Linked DNA regions of Homo sapiens: region 2 is linked to region 1. Evidence: read pairs that join two places in POLR2A ChIA-PET (ENCODE). Cell type or tissue: GM12878. All regions are shown on one strand. Each heading gives the region's core, and the rest is flanking DNA. Links, peaks and the distances in the headings are about the cores only. Region 1 overlaps AMZ1 (archaelysin family metallopeptidase 1). Region 2 has its middle 7.5 kb from the start of GNA12.

Region 1 (2,915 bases), core at 251-2,750:
CAGGGCCTGGCCACTCCTGGGAGCCCCTGCTGCTGTCCATGGGCCACCCGGGGGACGGCCACGGTCTCGTCCAGAATCTTCCCTCGGGCTGATCCGAGTGGCTACCGGGGGCTCCCTGCAGACAGACACTGGTCCAAGGGCCCTTAAGGCCCAGCTCTGCCTGGTCCTGGACGCTCTCAGGCATGGGCGCTTCTGGGCCCACAGCACCCTGTGGATGACACGAACAGGGGTCCCCTCACTGCCGAGCACACAGGGCCCGATGTCCCAGGCAAGGGATGGGCCGCTCCTGCCCAGGCCTGGGGAGAAGCTCTGCAGAGGACGAGGGTGTCAGAGGGAGCCCTGGCCCCTCCAGGACACAGCACTGCCACCCAGCGAGGTTGGAAGGACACATTCAACCACTTCATCTTCTCTAGCAGGTTGGGTCCCATGGGCCACCCAGGGGACGGTCACAGTCTCTTCCAGAAGCTTCCCTCATCCAGAACTGGGTATGGGGAAGTACCTCCCACTCGGCAGGGGCAGGGACATGTGTCCATGGGCCCCCACAGAAGGGCAAGGGCCCCCAAGGCCATTCTTCCATTCCCTCTTACCAGCCAACTCTGTCTAGAGGCCTTGGAGGGAAGAGAGACCTCCTCCCCTCCCTGCAGAGCTAGAAGGGCCCCTCCAGGTGGAAACCAAATGCTCCTCTCCACGGCATGATCACAAAGTGTGCATCCTCACCTGGGTCCCCCCATCGCCTGGGGTTCCTCCTTACCCAGAGCCCCCATCATCTGGGATTCCTCCTCACCCAGAGCCCCTATCACCTAGGGACCCCCCAACACCCAAGAACTCCCATCACGGCAGCTCTTCATCCCAATTACAAGCTTTCCTAGCAGGTCCCTGTGCGCCCAGCAAGCATATGTTTGGGGGGGGGCGGGGGTACGCAGCCCCAACAGCACGCAGACGTCCCCAGGACACACGTGAGGGCCCGAGATCCAGATGAAGCAGTCAGGGCAGGCGTTTGTGCCAAACCCCACCAGCTAGAAACAGGGAGAAGTGGAGAAGCAACAGCGGATTTCAACACCCAGGACGGACCAGGTAGGGAGGAGACGGTGGGGGGTGTGGAGCTGGCAGAACCGTGACAAAGCCGCCCTGCAAAACAGATGCTCTGACCGGAGCAGCAGCAGCTAGGCAACCCCACACTTAGGAACACGCCTGAGAGTCGTCACCGCACACTTGGTTCCGGGCTACATTTATGTCTCTGTTCAGAGACTGTGAGACCTGCCAGGGCGGATGGAGAGTGGGCTGGGCAGGGGAAGCCTCGCAGAACAGATAAAAGCAAAGGGGTGGTTGTGGGGAGAGGCTAGAAACGAACCAGAAACCACAGAAGGGGGATGCACAAATAATATAGCAAGGCAGGTGCAGCTAAGGACGTGTGAATAGACCCTTATGAATCAGCAGCCCTCGGACAAGCTTCCTGTAGAAAGCTGAGCTAGACACGCAAAACCCACTTGTCTGCGACCGTCAAGTTGCAAGACCTGCCAGTCCTAGCCGGAAAACCAGAAACAGCTATGTTTTTGCAGGGAGAATGAACAGCCCTATTCTCTAACTAACCCTGATTTCTTTTTTAGAGATAGGGTCTCGCTGTTTCGTCCAGGCTGGAGTGCAGTGGTGCAATCATAGCTCACTGCAGCCTCCAACTCCTGAGCTCAAGCGATCCTCCTGCTTCAGCCTCCCAAGTAGCTGGGAATACAAAGTGTGTACAATGTCCTGCTAATTTTTGTATTTTTTGTAGAGACGGGGGTCTCACTATGTTGCCCAGGCTGGTCTCAAACTCCTGGGCTCAAGCAATCCTCTCTCCTCAACCTCCCAAAGTGCGTCAGCCACTGCACACAGACCCCCCGAGCCCCAACTTCTTTTTGTTTTTTTAGATGGAGTCTTGCTGTGTCGCCCAGGCTAGAATGCAGTGTCGTGATCTGGGCTCACTGCAACCTCCACCTCCCGGGTTCAAGCAATTCTGCTGCCCCAGCCTCCCAAGTGGCTGGGATTACAGGTGCCCCCGACCATGCTAGGCTAATTTTTGTGTTCTTAGTAGAAACAGGGTTTCACCATGTTGGCCAGGCTGGTCTCAAACTCCTGACCTCAAGTGATCCGACTGCCTCTGCCTCCCAAAGTGCTGGGATTACAGGCATGAGCCACCACGCCTGTTTGGTTTTTTTGCTTGTTTTTTGTTTTGTTTTTTTTAACAGAATGGTTCTAGCTCTGTGCCCAGGCTAGAGTATAGTGGCACAATCATGGCTCACAGTAGCCTCCTGAGTAGTGGCAACATGGGCATACGTACCACGCCTGGCCCACTAACTCCAGTGTCACACATTCATCTGGAAAATACATGTATATGTGCTCATATTCCTATGTATATGTGAATACATAAATAAATTTGATATATGTAATTTATATATTTTCTTTTGGGGAAAATGTGACACAGCTGTATATACATGTGTGCACACAAATATACACAAATATATTTTTTTTCCAGAGGAACGTACTGGCTTAGAGTAGGGGAGGGGCTGGTACTGAATTTCCACTGAGATCACTGCCAGCCTGGAGCTTTCTATAACTTCTTTCTCCAAATATATTTTACAAATTTAAGATCCAACTGCATATATAATCCTGTATCTTTTTGCTTCATAAATCTTGAGCATTTTCCAAATTCTTAAACATTCTACAAAAATGCTGTTTTTGGCTGAGTGTGGTGGCTCACACCTGTAATCCCAGCACTTCAGGAGGCTGAGGCGGGTGGATCACTTGAGCACAGGAGTTCAAGACCAGCCCAGGCAACATGGCAAAATCTCATCTCTACTAAAAACACAAAAAATTAGCCGGGCATGGTGACGCGCACCTGTAGTCCCAGCAACTCAGGAGGCTGACGTGGAAGGATC
Region 2 (2,915 bases), core at 254-2,753, 150 kb before region 1:
AGAGTAGCTGGACTTCCTACATGACTCACAGGGCTCCAGAAACACAAAAACAAAGCTATCAGGCTTTCTTAAGGCTTAGACTTGGAACTGGTAGAATATTGCGTCTGCCACATTCTATTTGTCAAAATAAGTTCCAGCCCAATCCAGATTTAAGTGGAGGGGTTACACAAGGGAATGGATACCTGGAGAAGTGGTTCATTTGGAGACTACTCATATATTAGACTGCTACAATTGTATTTTTCAGCTGTTTGAACTATTAATTACTAGAAGAGATATACTTAACCCACACTCACACCCAGCAGTGAGGATGGATTCCTCAGTTTCTCCTTTATGTTCTCTTAGTTTTGAGCCTTTATTTTTTTTTTTTTTTTTTCAGACAGGGTCTTGCTCTGTCTCCCATACTGGAGCGCAGCAGCACAATCATGGCTCACTGCAGCCTCAGCCTCTCCAGTTCAAGTGATCATGCCCCTTCAGCCACCCAAGTAACTGGGAAATAGCCATGTACCACTATGCTTGGCTAATTTTTTAAATTTTTGTAGAGACAGGGTGTCACTATATTACCTGGGCTGGTCTGGAACTCCTGAACTCAAGCAATCTTCCTGCCTTGGCCTCCCAAAATGCTAGGATTATAGGCATAAGCCACTGCAGCCAGCCTGGCCTTAAATATTTGAGGCTATATTATTAGGTGCATACAAGTTTAGAATGGTTATACCTTGCTTTTATTGCATATATGACCCTCTCTATCACTAGTAATTCTAATTCTTTTAGGCTTAAAATCTATTTTGCCTTCTATTAATATTGATATGCTATACTTATTATGGTTAATACTTGCGTGGTAAATCTTTCTCCATTCTTTTACTTTGATCTTTGATCTTTTCTGGGTCCTTAATGGGTGTGTCTCTTTTTTTATTTATTTTATTTATTTATTTTATTATTATTATTTTTTTTAGACAGAGTCCCACTGTGTCACCAGGCTGGAGTGCAGTGGCACAATCTCGGCTCACTGCAACCTCCAACTCCCTGGTTCAGGCTATTCTCCTGCCTCAGCCTCTTGAGTAGCTGGGATTACAGGCACGCACCACCACGCCCAGCTCATTTTTTAAAAATATTTTTAGTAGAGATGGGGTTTCACCATGTTGGCCAGGATGGTCTCTATCTCGTGACCTTGTGATCCGCCCACCTCATCCTCCCAAAGTGTGGTGTGTCTCTTATAAGCATATAGCTGGTCTTTGTTTATTTTTATTTTTTGTTTATTTTTTGAGATGGAGTCTCACTTTGCTACCCAGGCTGGAGTGCAGCGGTGCGATCTCGGCTCACTGCAATATCTGCCTCCCAGGTTCAAGTGATTCTCCTGCCTCAGCCTCCTGAGTAGCTGGGATTACAGGCATGTGCCACCACACCTGGCTAATTTTTGTATTTTTATTAGAGAGGGTTTCACTATATTGGTCAGGCTGGTCTCGAACTTCTGACCTCAGGTATCCACCCACCTCAACCTCCCAAAATGCTGGGATTACAGGTGTGAGCCACTGTGCCGGCCAGAAGGTCAGATTTACAAGGGTTCTGCAGATGCCCCTGAGGCAGCTAGAGGCCTCACAGTGTGTCAGTTTAACTCTGAATTTCTGCTTTCACTTTGATTTTAGCCTCTGAGGCTTTCTTACTCAGCTCAGTAACACTTAAAAAAAAAAACAAAAAAAAAAACCTTCTGTGTGGTTTGTACAGCATTTTAAATTGTTGCTGCAGGAGGGTTGATCTGAGTGTTTTGCTCACTATACTGTCAGAAAAGGGAATCTATTATTTCTTTAAATATTTCCTCCTCTCCATCTCTTTCCCCTTCCTCTTGGAACTCACAGTTCACATATTAGAACTCCTGGATCTCTCCTCTAACTGTCCTGCCCTTCCTCTTATAATTCCCATCTCTTTATACTTGTTCTCTGGGTTTTGAGATTTTTTTTTTTTTTAATCTTCTAGGTCTCTTGTTTTGTTATCAATGTTTACCATTCCCTCTTCCATTAATTTTTTAAAATTATGATTTGCTGTTGTTGTACAATGTCTTTTCTTTTCTTTCTTTTTCTTTTCTTTTTTTTCTTTTTTTTTTTTTTGAGACAGATTCTCACTGTGTCACCCAGGTTGGAGTGCAGTGGCATGATCTTGGCTCACTGCAACCTCCATCTCCTGGGTTCAAGCAATTCTCCTGCCTCAGCCTCATGAGTAGCAGTGATTACAGGCGTGCACCACCACACCCGGCTAATTTTTGTATTTTTAGTAGAGAGAAGGTTTCACCATGTTGACCTGGCTGGTCTTGAACTCCTGACCTCAGGTGATTCACCTGCCTCAGCCTCCCAAAATGCTGGGATTACAGGCATGAGCCACTGTCCCCAGCCAAATACAATGTCTTTTTATGCCATTGACAATTCTTCTAAGGTGGAACCATGGTGATAGTGATGGTGGTGATGATGAAGATGGTGATAGTGATGCTGATAGTGATGGTGGTGATATGATGATGGTGATGGTGGTGATGATAGTGATGGTGGTGATAGTGATGGTGGTGATGTTGATGGTGGTGGTGATGGTGATAGTGATGGTGATGATGGTGATGGTGATAATGATGGTGATGGTGATGGTGATGGTGATAATGATGGTGGTGATAGGGTGATAGTGATAGTGATGGTGGTGGTGGTGGTGGTTATGATGTGATGGTGATAGTGATGGTGGTGATTATAGTGATGATGATAGTGATGGTGGTGATGGTGGTGGTGATGATGGTGATGGTGATGATGCTGATAGTGATGGTCGTGATGATGGTGTTGGTATTGGTGATAGTGATGGTGGTGATGATGGTGACAGTGATGGTGGTGATGATGATGATGGTGTTGGTGTTGGTGATAGTGATGGTGGTGATGATGATTATGATGATC

The links. ChIA-PET counts read pairs that join two places held together with the same protein. Peaks named below come from ENCODE experiments on the same cell type or tissue, not always from the same donor. Only the 100,000 strongest peaks of a DNase experiment are listed, where the experiment ranks them.
Region 2: POLR2A ChIA-PET joins it to region 1 with 5 read pairs; 4 of 35 experiments call an interaction of 5 or more read pairs at or near these places.

The regions. Positions count from the first base shown.
Region 1 is chr7:2,697,527-2,700,441 of GRCh38, reverse strand. AMZ1 (archaelysin family metallopeptidase 1) reads right to left here. Exons shown (of 7, transcript NM_001384743.1): 2 at 1-208. Among named protein-coding and RNA genes, the nearest start is that of AMZ1, 11 kb to the right of the region's middle. RefSeq lists an enhancer at 981-1,060. In GM12878, for the core only: no CTCF peak of the experiment used is centred there; a DNase peak (open chromatin) is centred at 1,351; H3K4me3 peaks cover 495 bases; H3K27ac peaks cover 340 bases.
Region 2 is chr7:2,850,358-2,853,272 of GRCh38, reverse strand. No RefSeq gene overlaps it. Among named protein-coding and RNA genes, the nearest start is that of GNA12, 7.5 kb to the right of the region's middle. RefSeq lists a silencer at 1,515-1,634. In GM12878, for the core only: no CTCF peak of the experiment used is centred there; a DNase peak (open chromatin) is centred at 1,622; H3K27ac peaks cover 392 bases.